2 separate regions of the Homo sapiens genome follow, and region 2 is linked to region 1. A link is a contact called in ENCODE Hi-C or POLR2A ChIA-PET data. All regions are on one chromosome and are shown on one strand. Each heading gives the region's core, a stretch centred on a gene start or an enhancer-like site at or near the end of the contact. The rest is flanking DNA. Distances are from core to core; before and after follow the strand shown.

Region 1 (4,739 bases), core at 80-2,579:
GGAAGCAATGTAAATGCCTAACCACAGGAAACAAACACAAGGCAAGCTGGGGATGCTTTGCTGTGCCAGAAAGCAAGAAAAATGCTAAAACAAAGCAAAAATCTCAGAGGGATATGTGAGAAGAACACAGGTGCTCACTGAAAGGGACTCCCACCAGCCATAGTTGGGACAATTTGAACATTTAAAAAGGGCGTAATGGGTTATATTACATTAACTAAAATAAACAAAGAAATCTTCAAGTCCTTAGTAATACATTTAAAATAGGGGCAAGGCAGCTCTTCTTTATAAAGTAATACTTTTTAATAAATATCGGAGGAATGAAGGAATTTAACAATAAAATTTTGCAGTCACCACGGTAATGACTGATTTAGGCAAGAATCAGCAGTGCACCTAAAATCATTGGCTGAAGAGTTAGGCACACAATCTCAAAGCATCACCCACAGGTTATTTTTAAGTATAAAGAGGAAAAGGATACACCTTGAAGAATAAATGGAAGTCAGAATTGCCCAATCATGGGACACACTAATGATGTAAAGGAAGCAGACTACAGTGCCAGGTAGTTTTCTTGTCAAAGCTGTTTAAACTTCATCTTGCTAACTTAAGATATATAAATTTAGGAAAGAAGACTTTATTTCTTGTAAAGGGTTACAGCCTGCAAGGTGGCCATCCTGCAGGCTGGGAAGTGGGCCTCCAGCAAAGACCAGAGACAGGCACTTTGAAGGAGGAGAAGTTGGATTTGGAGCTCATAGTGAATGGGTTGGCTAAACCTACTATTTGACAGTTTACAGGGAAGCTATGAATATTCCCAAACATAGACCCATGTTCATCTTGGGATAGAGACTTAACATTTAAATGTATTACTGTTAGGTTCTATGTGATCAGAGGTGCAGCAGAGACACGATGGCACTAGTCTTCAGCCTTTGCGAACCGACCAGAGCCAGTCTATGGTTGGTGATTTTCTTATCAGGAGGAGGTTACTGATTCACTGCCTTGTCCAGTCAAAACTGTAGTCATGGCTGGTGCAGCAGGGGTTCAGTTAGTCAGCATCTGTGAGCCCATGAGTCATAATTGTTTTAATATTGCTTATCTCAAGTCTAGCCCTTGTTTAGCTGCTAGAGAAAAAGAAAAAGAGAAACCTTGTGGCAGTTAGAACATAGTTTACTCTTTAAGTGTAGGAGTGGGTGACTTCACTGGCATGACCTTAGGTCCTGTTTATAATTTGGTATCTTATTGCCCCAAAGAGCCTGTTCTGTCAGTCTTCTGATCTCCATTTTAACGTGAATGCTGGTCAGTTGTTTTGTCTAAACCCCAGACGGGGGTGGGGCGGGGCAGCGGGGAGTATAACGAGGCGTGTCTGACCTTCTGTTTCATCATGAGTTTCTCTGGGGTTCCCTTGGCCAAGAGGAGGTTGGTTTGGTCAGTCGAAGAGGGGGGCTTAGATTTATTTTTTGTTTGCAATCTAATCAAGATAAAAAATTAAGCAAATCCAGAGAGTGGATGATTCTACAAGTCGACTTCAAAAAGCTAAGGTCTTGATCAGCAAATCACTGTGAGGGGACTGAAGAAGTGTGGTAGCCAGCTGTCATGTGAGGTCTTTGATTGTATCCTGAATTTATAAAACAGAAAACAGCAATGAAGATCATTTTGGTGACAACTGAAGAAATTTTAATACCATCATATTAAATATTGAATTTTTGGAGTTGTTAATGATTTTGTGGTTAATTGGAAAGTATCTTTGTTCTTGAGAGGTGCACACTGAAGCGGAAGTGATGACTGCAGCTTATTTCCCAATGTGTGTCTGCATTTATAGAGAGAAAAAAGGAGCAACAAAGTAATGTGGCAAAACATTAACAATCGGTGAATTTGGAGGGAGAGTTTATGGGTGTTCATCGTACTATTATTTCTATTTTCCTGCAAGTTTTAGATGTTTTGAAAGAAATTGGGGAATATTCAGCTGATGATTTTACAGCTACACTTGATATATTAATCTATGGAATGTGGTAAGATTGGTATAAATTACATTATTTTTATCATTTAAAGTAGACCCTAATATCACTGGCAGGAACCAAGAGTAGGTATTGATAAAACCTGTATACATTAGAACTAGTTGGAAAGTTACTAATCGGGCTGTAGCCTCCTAATGCAGAGTTTGCACACGATACACACTACAATCTTTTGTTAATCAGCGAGGTCTATGTTTTCACCAGTATTGTTCACTCAATACTAAGTAATTTCAATTCACTTAGTATCGTTTACATTTACAATTAAGTTGTTAGTATCACTTAAATTTACAATTATAATTTACACTTACAATTTACAATAATACAATTACTTAGTATTGAGTAAATACTAAGGCTGAAAGAGTTCCACCTACAAATGCCTCCTCTATGCGGATGCCAAATGTGGAGCCTATAGTTGGAGAGGTGTCAGCACCTTTCAGGAGCACTAATTCAGACCATGGCCACAGTGACTAAATTATCCAAACCTAAATGGAGCACACATCTGGCTACATGACCCAAATTTTCATCTCTTATTTATTTTTAATGGGCCAATTTTCATATTGAAGGAGAAATAAGGAGAGGTCTGAAAATTGGCTTCATTAAACAATTAAGCTCTTAAATCCTGACAGTGATGGAATATTTGGTGTAGAGAATAACAATTTTCATAGATGATGATTCCATCATAATAGAGGGCTGAAATTCCCAAAGAATTCCAAGTGAGGCCTCCAATACAGCATGCGATTGCCCATGGAGAATGTTATTCTCATCTGCAATTTGTTAGTGCTTTTCATCAACACATAATTATTTCAGCTAATAAACCAGCTAAGTATGCTCTAATGAAAAGTATCCCAAAGAGAGAGAAAGGGAATTACTAAGGTAAAGAAAGCCCTCAAGCTTCTAAGTATACAAAATTACACCTAGTTGTTTATTGAGAATGTCAATAAAACCCGCTCCTAAGCATGTGGTGCACTATTCCTAGGTGTACATCACTCAAACTATGTTCGAGAACTGATCTTTCCTCTTTCAGGTTATCGTGGAAAAGAGCCAGGGTGCAGGTGTTTCATGTTTATCCACAACTCTACTGTTTCCTAGGAGCCCTGACATCTTTATGAGTCTTTAAAAAAAGTTCTCCTCCTCACTCCAGTCCCCTGTGCTTTATCAACAACAAATGACTCTCTCCCGTTTTTACAAGGGGCCATCCACTCTCCTGCGTTCTTCTCATACTTCTTCGTTCCCTCTACCATACCTAATTATCAGTGCTTTTGAAGACCCAAAGCCCCTTTTTATAGTAGAGTGCCTTCACATCAGGGAGGAATATCAGCTGACTTTTTAATAGTGCAAAATGCAAATCATAAGCCCTCCTTACACTCTCATATGGCGCTCCGGCTTGCTTGCGAAGATTGGCACAATCCCATCACTGATCAATACTGATGTTCCCGGTGAGTCATCTTTCTGTATAAGAAACCACACTGAGACTTGGTGGCTTCAACATCAACAACCATCGATTTGTTCATGATTGCGCAATTTGGGCAGGGCTTGCGGGGACAGCTTGTCTCTTTTCTGTGTGCCATTAGTGGGGCAGCTCAAATGTGGCTGCATCATCCATGTCCACATGGCCTCCTCATGAGGCTGGCCTTCTGGTGCTGGCAGTTGGTGAGGGACTCTGCCAGGGGTATTGACAAGGGGGCTTCAGCTTTCCTCTGTGTGGCCTCCCCATGTGGCTAGGGTGGGCTTCTCACAGCATGGCAGTCTCAGAATAATGAGGCTTTTTATATGGCTGCTGGCTTCCCCCCAGAACCGAAAAAGTGGAAGCCTCCAGCCTTCTTAAGGTTTAGGCCTGGACCTGGCAAAGCGTCACTTCCACCACGTTCTTCTGGTTAAGGTGAATCACAAGAGACCAGATTCAAGGGGAGGAATGACACGAGGATGTGAATACCAGCAGGTGACATTTATTGGGGGCCATCAATGTGTCAAATTACCACATCATTCGACTCATCAAGAAAAGATTGAATTCAGACCAACACATTGTGTGAGAAATGTGTATGATCACTACAAAGTTTTGCATTTAAAATGCTAACATTTAAAAAATAACATGTACTGTTTCAGGGGTAGTGTTTTCAGGTCCCGTATGGAGACATGAAGTAACTGCTTCCTCATTGATTCTGGATGCTGAGTCATGGCTGTCCATGCCTCATGCTGCAGACGCAGTTTCAGGCTTGTCACTTTGGGTCTGACTAGTCAACAAGTACAGTGGGCAGGTGTGGGGGTCCCTACTCTCCACCCAGGCTGAGGGTCAGGGTCAGACAAGCTTTGATGATAGAGAACAGATGAGGGCAGTGAGACCAATGTGCTGGAAGAAGGGAGGCCCCAGTGACGCACACCAGTAATGGCTGGAGAAAACCAAAAAGACCAGTCTGCAAGGGAATGAAAGGGGAAGGAGGTCACGTCAGCAGCAGAGTAGAAGCAGCTGTTTCTGTTTCTTGCCTTCCACCAACAAAGAGAGAGCTATGGATCTTCCTTTCAAATCACCGCAGCTCCGTTCCTTCTTCTGTTTGAAGGGAGGATTTAGGCTCATGTAAGAAGGCTGGGAGAATTCTGGTGTCCAGGATGTTGAACTGGCATGTTGAAGGGAAGAGTTGGGGTTATTGGCCAATGTGCCCAAAGGGATGGCTCCACCCCCTCGCCAAAGCCACACTAGGAATAAGATGGCCATGCATTTTACTCCTGGATGTCTTAGGC
Region 2 (4,378 bases), core at 575-3,074, 210 kb after region 1:
CACTTGAAGCCAAGTTAGGGGGAGAAAGGAGGGGCTTCCGGTGAAACACGAAACTTTGTTCCCCTGACTTCCATCTGTGGACATAGATTGTGAGAAGAAAATCAACTTGAGTTCGAGAAAAGCAAAACAGTATCAAAAAACAAATCAAAACAAAGGTAAATAAAGGTAAGACGCAGAGAACAAGAAAAGCAGATAGGATCACGCTGGCACCGCAAGAACACACAAAGATGGTAACTGCAACCATCGAGCCCACACTCGGCTAAGTCAGGTAAGGTGGCAGGTTAATGTTTGGTGCACAAGAATGTTCACTATGACATTAGAAGAGCAACAGTTTAGAAACAGCCTAAATGCTAAAAAATTTAGAGGTGGAGAATTTTATTTACCAGAAATTCACAATGAGGATTTTTAGAAAGAAAACCAGTGAACAAATAATTGCACTCCTTGGGGTAGAAGAGAAACTTGTGTGCGTGTGTCTGTGTGTGTGTGGTGTGTGGTGTGTGATGTGTGGGTGGTGTGTGTAGGGTTTGTCTGGTGTGTGTGTGTTGTGTGGTTTGTGTGTGTGTGGTATATGTGCTGTGTATGTGCATTTGTGTATATGATGTGTTTGGTTTGTGTGTGGAATGTATGTATATATGTATGTTTGTGTGATGTGTGTTTTTGTGTGAGGTGTGTATGGTGTGTATGTGTTTGTGTGTGGTGTGTGTGTGTGAGGTGTGTGTTTGGTGTTTGTGGAGTGTATGTATGTGATATGTGTGTGGAGTGTATGTGTATGGTGTGTGTGATGTGTGTAGTATGTGAGGTGTGTGTGTGGTGCATGTTTGCGGTGTGTGGTGTGTGATGTGTGTGGTGTATGTGTGTGGTATGTGAGGTGTGTGTGTGGTGTTTGTGGTATGTGTGAGGTTGTGTGAGGTGTGTGGTGTATGTGTGGATGGTGTGTGAGTTGTGTATGTGATGTGTGGTGTTTCTGGAGTGTTTGTGTGTGTGCACATGTGTGTGCTGTATGTGTGGTGTGTGTGTGTAATTTGTGTGCGAGGTGTGCAAGGTGTGTGTGTTATCTGTGATGTGTATGTGGCGTGTGTGATATGTGAGCGGTGTGTATGGTATGTGTGAAATGTGTGGTGTGTATATGTTATGTATGTGTCTCTGGTATATGAGGTGTGTGTGTGTAGTGTGTGTGTGGTGTGGGTTGATGTGGTGTGTATGTGTGTGGTGTGTGCAAGATGTGTGTGGTGTGTGTGGTGTGTGTGTATAAGTGTGCATGTGAATGTGTATATGGTGTGTGTGTGAATGTGTGTGGTGTTTGCAGAATACGTGTCTGTGTGTGGTGTATGTGTGTATGAGTCTGTATGGTGCTGAAGGTGTGTGTGGTGTGTAAGTGTGTGTGGTGTGTGTGGAATGTGTGTGGGGGTGTGGGTGTGTGCAGTGTGTATGAGTGTGTGGTGTGTGTGGTGTATGTGTGGTGTGTGTGTATGAGTGTGTGTGGTGTGTGTGGAACGTGTGTGTGGGTGTGGGTGTGTGTGGTGTATGTGTATGTGTGGTGTGTATGTGTATGGGTATGTGTGGAATATGTGTGGGTTGTGTGTGTGGTGTATGTGTATGGGTGTGTGTGTGGTATGTGTGGTGTCTGTGTGGAATGTGTGTGGTGTGTATGTGTATGGGTATGTGTGGAATGTGTGTGGGGTGTGTGTGTGGTGTATGTGTATGGGTGTGTGTGTGGTATGTGTGGTGTGTGTGAAATTGTGTGTGTGGTGTATGTGTATGAGTATCTGTGTATGTGTGTGGGGACAATTATTTATGGAGCACCTACGCTCTTCACCAGCAGTGAACACAAGAGAGGGGGAAACCCTGCTCTGGGGACGTCACCTCCCATGATGCCATTCGCAGTTGGGGACCAACTTCCTCCATTTGTGGCTTTCACTCTGAGAATGCCTCAACACGCAGGTTTCTCCACCGATTGGTATTTACACCCCCCACTTTAAACTGCTTTCCTGCCCTTTTTTCTGGCTGTGACTAGAATTATTTTTAGGGAAAAGAGAGAAGGATCTGGATGAATGAATTAATTAGAATTCATTTTCTAGTGGCATTTCTCCCAGTTCCTTCATTTCTGCTTGAAGGACAATTAAGGGTTCCGGTGTGGCTAATCATGTGGATTAAGAGTGGCTTCTTGTCTCCCATACAAATCCAAATGACTCACCACCAGTCATTTTTCCCGCTTTCTATGATCCTGAGATCCTAACTTCACTAACTGGGAAGTTACAGTTTTCAGAGATGCATTTTTTTTTTAAATAATGAGAGTGACTTTCTCAGTTTTATGTTACACTCTCTTGGCAAATAAGCTGCCTGTGCTGCTGTAGCCTGCACATTTTTGTTTGCAGTTAAAGAGGATGAAGAAGCCATCACCGGGTTCAGGTGCAGACACCTTTTTAGATGATTCTTAGTTACAGTGATTTTTAGAGGCACAGTTGATGACTAGTGGAAAGGCTTTCCGACCAGACTCTTTAAACTACCCACTCAGGCCAAGGAATCCCCCTCACCAGCTGCGTTTTCCTCAGGGAACTGAGCTTCCCAACCCTGTAGAATGTACTTCCCTTCCCTTCATGTGTCTGTTTGGTTCTCTGCCCCATCCCTGTGCCCAGAATAGCACCAGGCCTCCAGCAGACTGAGATCTCCATCTGTGGTCCAGGTTAATCTAATAATCTCACATCGGATCAGTTTGACCATCGGGATTTCTGTGGTCTAGTCTCTAATACCGCATGTCTGCATTTGGGATAGAGCATTTCACCCACAATTTAACCAAAAAATGCTGTTCCAAATAATCGTGTTGGCCACAGTATATTAAACACGCAGCTTTCCTAATAAGCACTTTAGTTTTCTTGCACATACAAGGAAGAGATTGGGTTTTTATATAGACTAGGTTATTTCAGCAAAAAAAAAAAAAAAAAATCCCGAAGGGATAATCAAGTTAATACAATTTGTTAAAAGGGAACACTACATGTGCAATGAGTTTGCATATTTATAGAACCCACATAATAAAGCCAGCTTTTACCAGATCACTTTCCCTTGTAAACATGGTCAATTGTATCTTGTAGGAAAGAAATGTAACAGTTATGTTAAACTAATGAAGTTCACATTGAAAACTATTTTAGGTAACTAGAAGTTTACTCTTACTGCATAATAACTAAAACTCGAAGAAAATTTACCTGAAATTAAAAAAGAAAAGCGTTGCTCGCTTTTATGGGACCACTTGCCTTAGAGAGGGAGCCCCCACAACACGTGAGTCTCCTCCCACCCCGTCCATGGACCTCCGTGCCAGCAGAGAGCAGCTCTTATATATGAATATGTGTAGTGTGTATGGAACGTGGTGTGTGTATAGTATATGTGTATATGAGTGTGTATCTGTGTGTGGGAACAATTATTTATGGAGCGCCTCTCTGTGCTGGGGACCAGCAGTGAACACAAGAGGGAGAAACCCTGCCTTAGGGACCTCACCTCCCACGATGCCACCTTCGCAGGTGGGGACTGACTTTCTCCATCTGTGGCTTTCACGTACCTCGACACACACATTTGTCCAGGGACTGGTATTTATGCTACCCCCCCCCCCCCTTCTTAAACTGAAGGACCTTTTTCTGGCTGTGAACTAAAATTACTTTTAGGGAAAAAAGAAAGAGAACCCTTGTGAACATGGTCAATTGTATTTTGTAGGAGAGAAACGTAACATTTATGTTAAGCGAATGAAGTTCACATTGAAAACTATTTTAGGTAACTAGAAGTTTACTCTTACTGCGTTATTAAAACTTGAAGAAAATTTACCTGAAATTATAAAAAAATTAAATTTTTGAAATTAAAAAATATTTTTTAAAAAATTAAACTTCAATTTTAAAGTTAAATTAAAATTTAAATATTTTTAATTTTAAAATTAAAAATTCAGAGCCCGCGAGCACAGCAGACAGGCACCAGCTCCCAAGCAAGAACAGCAGCGAATCAACATTTACTCCGAAAAAAAAAAAAAAAAAAACCCTTTCAGAACAGTTTGTGCTCCTGTTCAGCCCAGGAGACGTCGTTCCTGCTTTTACGCGGCGCCATGTCCTTCTTGGCGTACACTTGGCAAAACAGAATGAGAACTGTAGGTCGATAGAGAGACCTCCCTCCCTCTCGCCGGACCCCTCCCTCTCGCCGGACCCCTCCCTCTCGCCGGACCCCTCCCTCTCGCCGGACCCCTCCCTCTCGCCGGACCCAACTGGGTAGGGCGAGGAGCCAGGGGTGGGCGGGGAGGCGCCTGCGGGGAGGTCTGGAGCACGCCCGAGGCCAGGAGGAGGCGGAGCCGTAGCGAGCGTATGAAGGGAGGACCTGAGCTAAGGACCCGCGCCCGCCCGGGGGT

Evidence for each region. Hi-C counts contacts between places; a loop is a spot of excess contacts on that map. ChIA-PET counts read pairs that join two places held with the same protein, here RNA polymerase II (POLR2A). Pooled maps may share reads with other maps.
Region 2: a loop to region 1 is called in a pooled map, with 2.2 times the contacts of the local background. The contact joins two enhancer-like sites. A Hi-C loop is called at or near these places in 11 of 37 single-sample maps with no recorded cell type and 4 of 50 pooled maps. POLR2A ChIA-PET finds 5 or more read pairs at or near these places in 3 of 52 experiments (A673, OCI-LY7 and activated T-cell).

What each region holds. Positions count from the first base shown.
Region 1 is chr9:91,499,587-91,504,325 of GRCh38, forward strand. No RefSeq gene overlaps it. Among named protein-coding and RNA genes, the nearest start is that of NFIL3, 78 kb to the left of the region's middle. Within about 2 kb of position 1,330, at least 2 of the 41 ENCODE cell types and tissues checked have a DNase peak (open chromatin) inside an H3K27ac peak, as active enhancers do.
Region 2 is chr9:91,710,352-91,714,729 of GRCh38, forward strand. No RefSeq gene overlaps it. Among named protein-coding and RNA genes, the nearest start is that of MIR3910-2, 76 kb to the left of the region's middle. RefSeq lists a silencer at 4,276-4,325. Within about 2 kb of position 1,825, at least 7 of the 41 ENCODE cell types and tissues checked have a DNase peak (open chromatin) inside an H3K27ac peak, as active enhancers do.